3 separate regions of the Mus musculus genome follow, and regions 2 and 3 are each linked to region 1. A link is a loop called in an ENCODE intact Hi-C map of the cell type or tissue named here. Cell type or tissue: gastrocnemius. All regions are shown on one strand.

Region 1 (2,500 bases):
TAGCATGCATCAGACCTCTTCAGAGGGTACGTATAATAAATAAAGCATAAACCGTGAGAGCTCATGAGAGGTTGGCACGGGACAGGAGAGGTTAGTCAAAACAACAACCAACCAACCAAACAAAAAACCCAAGCCCACAAATTTCAAGTAGGCAGGGCATTAAGTTCAGAAGGTCTATCATTAACATTGAAAAGGGTACTTAAAAGCTAAGTACTTCATGCTTTAAATTTGAGATTACACATATCCTCACCATAAGGATCCGAGACAAGGCACAAATCAACTTACTTAGTTATTCAATGTATACATACTTCAAGACAGTATGTTTTGTATTTTGAACCATTTTTTAAAAAGCGATAAAAGGTATGCTTTTAATAAACTTGCAAGTTACCGGAGGCAATGGTAAACATAAGGAAAGAAAGCGCAAAATAAGAACTGACTCAAGGACGAGAAAATCAAAAGGTTTTAATGATGTAAATGTGTGTGAGCATGCACAAGCCCACCGCATGCGGAAACGGGATTATTTTCTACTTTATACTTTCTTCCAGCTCATTAAAATTTAACAAATAACACATTTTATAGGAAACTATGTGTGATGAAGGTTCTTATTTTCTGCATTTTGTATACTGACTTTCGGGAAACTTTTCAGGTTGGTCTCTGTTGAAAAGCAGGGCAAGTGTGCGCATTCCTCCGAGTATTAGGGGCTCATCTAGAACGTTGTAGACAATTCTAATTTTGTTTTTTATTTGTAACAAGTCTTAATTTTGATCTTCACCTGAGCCTTCCATTTCTGCTTTTCTTTCTGCTCATTACTCTAGACGTACTTTGGCAATCATGGGAAGAGACAAGGAAATTATGGGAATAACAGTTTTTGCACTCAACACCCCACTTCCAAACCCTATATATTGTTTCTCTGACAAAGAATGAAGCAATTTGAATTATAAGATATTTTTGTTAGTTTAATACAGTATCCTCATGTACGGTATAAGGTGACTTAGTATCACAGCTTGCAAAGAGGGGGACGTTACATTAGAAATCATATGTCTTCCTTGGGTCTTTGCAGGAGCACAAATAACCTTTTTCTTAAAAAATAAAATCAACTTAGAGTCTGGGGTTGGGGCAGAGCACACTCAGCTCTCAGAAAAGGGAGGGGGCACAGCTAACAAGGAGCTGCCTTCAAAGATGGTTGAAACCCAGGGGGATTTTCATCATAGGATTTTGGCTCTGGAAGGTCTTTGAAGATTTTTGGATTTTCACTTAACAGGTGGTCCTGCGCCTGCTGCTCTCTCTGCTGATCTGAAGCCACACAGCCCAGCATGGCTCCCACTGCTTGACTTTCTGGAGGTAAGGCCCCAGGAACTGCTCCTTCCCATTTTTTTTATTTATATCCAATAATGACTTTTCTTATGAGAGGCTTACAATCTCCCTTCTCCTTTTCCCCACCCACTACCAACCAGCACTCCAGGGTTTGAGCATCAATACCTGCCCCTCAATTAGATCAGAGAAAACCTGAAAGATCGCATAGCGGGAGTGCAAGGTGTCCACTAGATGGCAGAATTGATCAAGCTGAATCGTGCGCCGCGCAGCGAGACTGTGAACTCTGAGTACAGAATCCAGATGGAGGGATAGACAGCCCTCTAAAGCTGACATCTCCACGTTTTCCCCAGTGTGAGTCTTGAGCGGCCCAAGGGTGCTCTGAAATGCTCCGGGCCGCACCATTGTTACAGTCCATAGAGGTGACACTTTAGGGAGTGACGTTATGGTGTCTGACAGCCTGTTACATAGTGTGATGCTGTCACTGGAGGCTAGAGACTCCTCCAAAGGTCCTAGTTCAGGAAATCCTGACTTACAAAGTTCAGGTTGTCCATCCATACAGAAAGTCAGGCACACTCTTTATGATGTCCCACGAGGAATACTGGCAGTATCACTCATTTAGAAAAATATTATCTACCAACTCTCAATTCTCCATTGTTGCAAACTGGTCCCGTTGTGGTCCCAGTAATGGATTTATACAGCTAAGTAATTTATTGTGCCATTCTCATTGAACATCTTTACAGAATACTTCAAGATTGAAATAAATACCATGAAAAAAAAAACAAAGAATTTTGTATTTCAAAGGCTCTGCACTTTTATTCACCTAGTTTAACATTTATCTGATTTATTTCATGCAGCAACTCAATGTTTCAACGGTATTGTGCTGTTTAGAACACACACATAGTATGTCTTGAACAATATCCTTTGTAAGACCAACTGGGATCCCCATGACTATGCTTGCTCTCAGGAACATGCCTAAATTACTTTATTTCAACATTGCACAATACACAGCAAGCACCAAGATGCTGGTACCAATTCTATTTGTTAGCAAAGGAGCCCAGGCTCAAAACAGTTAGCAGACTGAAGCAGATCGCAGTAACTATGAAGTTTAATAGGAAGCCTCTTCAATCTTACACTTGAAGTTTCTTAACGAACAACATGGTTTTATTTCCCTAGTTGAATGTGAACA
Region 2 (2,500 bases), 570 kb after region 1:
GTTGTTTGTCTCCATAGTCCAGCCAATTCTGCAATCTGAGAAAATAGTTCATAAATTTGGATTTTTTCCTTAAAAAAGAAATTACATTTGTATTTATCAAGTATCTTTTATATTTTATAAAAGTATTTTATAAAAGTATAAAAGCTAAGTATTTTATATTTTATGAGTTGCCTCATTTCCCTGGGAATATGACTGTCGACTTCGTCTATTCTCATAAATTCTGTGACTCTTCTTTCTGCTTTAGCTTCTTGAATCCAGCAATGAAAGTGCCCGACAGGTTCAGCAGCCAGCTCTACTAAGAAAGGGGCTTCTTGTGGATTGAGCCTTGAGAGTGTCTTTCAAAGAGGTTTAAAACCCACCAGAACACTTCTAAATTCCAAGTTTATGCAGTTGTAGTCCATCTTAATTGCAAGGTCACACTGTGGCCTATGTTCAAGGACAGCTCCCAGGTGTTGGCTGCTCCTTTGTGAAGGGGCTTTGCACAGAGATCTCATTGACTTCTTCAGCACATCCCCTTGGTAAGCCTGCAGGTCAGGCCTTCAGATCTACTACAAGGTTGGATAAATTTTTATTTTTGTTTTTGTTTTGTTGTTGTTGTTTGCTTATCTCCAACCACGTCCCTTTCTCATGTTCACTATCCCCATTCCCATGCATATAGAGGTCCAGGATTGATTGGAGAAACCCCCACCAGTCTCTGCATCCCAACTCTCCCCATTCCTGAAAAATCTTCCATGAAATTTCTAAAAATAGAGTGACTTCCAACAGAGGAGGAGAGCTGAGCCAGAAAGGGTATCACCCCTAAACATAGTCATCTCATCCAAATTAAGTGTGCCTTCCTTGACTTCTGTTGGAAAAAATCAATACTGTCCGAGGCTATCTAAAGGCCTGTCCGATCGTATCTTTGTAGTCCAGTGGTTCTCAGCCTTCCTAAGGCTGTGACCCTTTAATATAGTTCCTCATGATCTGGTGACCCCAAGCATAAAATTATTTTTCTTGTTAGCTTATAACTGTAATTTTGCTACTGTTAATGAGTTGCAATACAAACATCTGATATTCAAGGGTATCTGATATGTGACCTGCTCTAAAAAGATTATGATCCATATGCTGAGAAGCATTGATCTAATGGATCAGTACAGGACATGCTACCTTAATGAAACGATGGCCCGAATTGTGTTTCTGATTTATAAAGCTGGCCACATTTACTTTTTAACTGAATTTACTTAATTTACTTAATAACAGAATAAAATGAAACTGATTTCTTAGTCCCATCAATACTGTCTTTGTCATACCTCATACTCTCTCTGGATCATGATTCTATTTTAAGCAAGTTACAACTCCTCCTTCTGTCTCAGCTGCCCCCCAGTGGTGGCCTTGTTCTTGCACTGATCAAGGGCAGGAACGCCATAGCCAGACTAGCTGGGTCTAACCTTTCCTCCAATTCTAACTGCTCTATATTCACAGGCAGTTGATTTAATTTCTATTCTTTGAACTCCTACTCCATACACTGGCAGCAGTAATAAACGCCTCTCTCTGTGTTTCATGGAGATTAAATGGGTTAACACACAGGATGGTTCTGCGCATGCTCTGCCCGGGTGCCACCTGTCAGCTTCTATTTCCAGCTGCAGCACTCAGAAAACTTTGTCTCTTGGCAGAGTAAGTATCTGGGCTCCCCACTTCATCACAAATACGAGCCAGACTTAAGCCTAGCCTTCATTACTTTCTATTGATTTTTCTCTAGCCTATTTCCCAAACTATTTTCGCCATTAGGTTACCACACGCACTTTCCAACAACTGGAGCACCCAGACATTCCTATCTCACGTTCTCGCTTCTATGTCTTCGTTCCTCTGCACATTCAGTTCATCCCATATTAAAATTTCATTCATTCTTTGAGACTTAAAAACCAATAGAATCCCTTTCAAGAGGCCCTCCATCATCTTCTCAGAAGGAAGTAATTGACTCACCTTGTGATCTCAGTTAGTTATGATAGCTCCTTTTGGCATCTTGCCATGCATTATTATCCACTGTAATTATATGTATCCATCTTCCCAACTGGAATGCCAGCCCCTCTAAAGCAGGAAGTGTTTTGCATTGATGTTTGCATCTCCCCTGTTTTTCTATTCAGAATCTTGCTTAGAACTAGAAGTCAACCAAAATTCCTGGAGGGTGCATTTTATCCAGTGACAGCTGCCAGTTCTGAACTCCTCCTTAATGACAAATACTGTGTGAGTCATGTGCACAGTCTCGCTTAGCCCTCAAAACTTGCTGTCTTCTTATTTCTCAGATGGGGACATGGAGTCACAGTAAAAATAATTTAAAATGTCATGAACCTGACCTAAGTGCTACCCAAATCCAGATCCAAACTATATTAGGAGCCCTTTCTATTCTCAGAGGGAAGTCTTATGGAGTAGATTAACATGCATGAGTGAACACACACACACACACACACACACACACACACACACACACACTAATTGGTCCTTGGGCTTCCTGCCATTGCCA
Region 3 (2,500 bases), 420 kb after region 1:
TGCGCCCTTCCTTTCAAAACTGCTGGGACTCTAGCCGAAAATAGTCCGGATTTCAGTGCAAAACCGGGTTTCAATTGGAAGCCCCTGGGAGTTCTATTCGTGTGCCACTTTACCAAAGGAAGTCAAGAGAGAAGAGACCGGTTTAAGTTTAAAAGCCTGGGAATTTCTTGGAAGGAGGTAGAGATGGGTGGTAAAGGCCGAAATTGGTTTCCCTAAGTTGATGCTGGCAAACATGTGTCAGATGGAAGGTAAAGATTAGGAGTTAGTTGGCAGTGGACTCAAGGAACCAGTAAAAGAACTTCTTCAAGAGGAGTGGCAGTGTGCGCCAAGAGATTGCTGGCCGAGCTTAAACTCACTTGGAACCTAGACATTAAGATTACCCATTCGGAAGACTCTATTAACTTACATTTGTTCCCTGCTTTCCCAGTCCCAAGATAGCTCCCGCCCCCGCCCCTCTGCACCCAACATGAGGATTTTTTTTTTAAGTTTAGTTTAAATGTAGGCAAACAAAACAACCAAAACGTATTCGGTTTTAGTGAAAACAGATAAAAAGCGCTTGCCGCTGAAAGGCTACACATTTTAAGTAGATTTGACAAGAAAGATAAGCCTGATCCAAACATCTCTGTACCTCGTCAAAGGCACCCTACCTACCTGCCTTTTCAAATTCCTACATTTCCATTGCTAAAACAGAATGCATTTTAAGATTCTGCAGAGCCCAGGACGCGAGCTCCCAAACCCGTGAGCCTCAGAGCCCTCTGCACATTTAGCTTCTCTTTCTTTTTCTTTCTTTCATCGCAACGATTTGATAAAGTCGCAGAGATGATCAAAATTAACATAAATCATTATTAGTTATTAGGATTTGCTCTAAATTACACTGTGAATATCGCACCAGCCCCATCTGCCGCCCCTGCTCTCTCAGCAATAGATTGCAGATAAAATAAATGTCCTTACCCCATTAGAAGGTTCCTGTCTCTGTAGCCAAAAGCCAAACAAAAGCAATAAATACCAGGCTTTTTCTCTCACTATTCAGCTGCGACTCTTCTCATCAGCCCTTCCTCTGGAAAAGCTCAATAGCTGCCTGAAAATATTGCATTTTATATCACCAAAGGGCGATTAATATTGCATTAACTGTATTTAACATTTTTAAGCGCGAGTAATCTACAATGAGTTACTTTCTGTTAGTAAGTACAGGGGCGTCAGAACTCCTGCAGACCACTTAAGATAGCTTTGTGAACGGATTATTTATCTCACACGTTGTATTTTTTTTTAATAATGTAAGGGTGTGCCACGCGATGTTTGAAGTAGAAGAAGCCGTGCTAATGGTCTGCTGAAAGTATTCTGACACTGTCTGGAGACGGCCAGGTCTCTGCCTTCATTAAATGTTTATTGTCAACACTTGGCAGGGGCGGGAGGGAGAGAAGAGACCTGTGCAAGTGATTTTCCGCGGTTGGAAATTGTCAACGTTTTGTTTTATTCCGATTCTCGTCTATAGAAGTTTGTATACATTGTGCTGTGCTGAGGCTAGGCGTCGGAGTTATTAAACAAACTTATGCTTGCAATTCGTTTTACTCGATAAATGCGCGGTCTCTTTTCTCTCCATCCACCCTCTTTGCCAAGTCTTCATCAAGCTCTCTGCCAGTCCCTTCCGCTTCCCTTCACCCCTTCAATTTGTTCCTAGCCACCTCCCTCAGAGCAGACTGGGACGCTCTTCCCCATTCCACCGGGGGAGGGGGACGATCTGAGGGAGAACACGAGGGCTTTGCAGCACCCCAATCCTTTCGTCCAGATATAAATCCTCTCTAGTCTAATCAGTTCGCGGGGTATTGCATCTTAACAACAAAGCAAAAGCCTAGGTCGTATTCATCCAATTCTTTTGAAAATAAACAAAAAATTAAAATAAAAAATAAAATAAAAATTAAACCTGCAAAACCAAATTTGAAACTTCTGCATCCGTTAACTGACTTTTGACTTAGGCAAGTTGGGATGTAAAAAGAGAATTTTTAACTAATATGAGATTTGCGTCTTCTTCCCTTTTCACTCAAACTGATCTCAAAGGCACTTAGGAGAGGAACTCGACCTCTGACAGCGCCTAATTTTTGAAACCGGGAACTGCAGCTGACTCCCCCAAGTCGCGCTCAGTGCGCATGTGCGGGCTCTGCTCCCTCCCTTTCCCCCCCCCATCCCCCACCCCCCCGCCACGCTCCACGCACTCAGTCCGCTCGGACTCGCCCCCACCACGGTCTGAGCTCGGTGGCTACCAGTGCGCACGCGCGCGGGATGCCCTAGCCTTGGGCTCTTAACCCGCTCGCATCTACTCTTGCCTGGCTGTATGCTGCCCCTGACCGGGAAAATGCTGGTTGTCTGGCGACTAGGAACCTAGGGGCCAGGGGTCCCCAGCAAGAAGCTCGGGCGTGTGTGTGTGTGTGGGGGGTGCACCCCTGGTAGCTGAATACACGACCCAGTTACTCTGGTTTGGGCCTGCACACGCCATCCTCCCTCC

Evidence for each region. Hi-C counts contacts between places; a loop is a spot of excess contacts. Peaks named below come from ENCODE experiments on the same cell type or tissue, not always from the same donor. Only the 100,000 strongest peaks of a DNase experiment are listed, where the experiment ranks them.
Region 2: it touches region 1 in a loop (3-fold over the local background); 7 of 42 quality-filtered maps call a loop at or near these places.
Region 3: a loop joins it to region 1, with 3 times the contacts of the local background. A loop is called at or near these places in 10 of 42 quality-filtered maps.

What each region holds. Positions count from the first base shown.
Region 1 is chr14:104,037,500-104,039,999 of GRCm38, forward strand. Gm41238 (a long non-coding RNA gene) reads left to right here. Exons shown (of 3, transcript XR_874926.1): 2 at 1,262-1,341; 3 at 1,455-2,108. Among named protein-coding and RNA genes, the nearest start is that of Gm41237, 3.8 kb to the left of the region's middle. In gastrocnemius, a CTCF peak has its summit at 1,531 (motif pointing right); a DNase peak (open chromatin) is centred at 1,568.
Region 2 is chr14:104,609,167-104,611,666 of GRCm38, forward strand. No RefSeq gene overlaps it. Among named protein-coding and RNA genes, the nearest start is that of Gm35680, 9.8 kb to the left of the region's middle. In gastrocnemius, a CTCF peak has its summit at 1,372 (motif pointing left); a DNase peak (open chromatin) is centred at 1,453; H3K4me3 peaks cover 767 bases; H3K27ac peaks cover 979 bases.
Region 3 is chr14:104,458,268-104,460,767 of GRCm38, forward strand. D130079A08Rik (RIKEN cDNA D130079A08 gene) reads right to left here and starts at 1,069. Exons shown (of 5, transcript NR_168067.1): 1 at 952-1,069. In gastrocnemius, no CTCF peak of the experiment used is centred here; DNase peaks (open chromatin) are centred at 1,420, 1,662 and 2,295.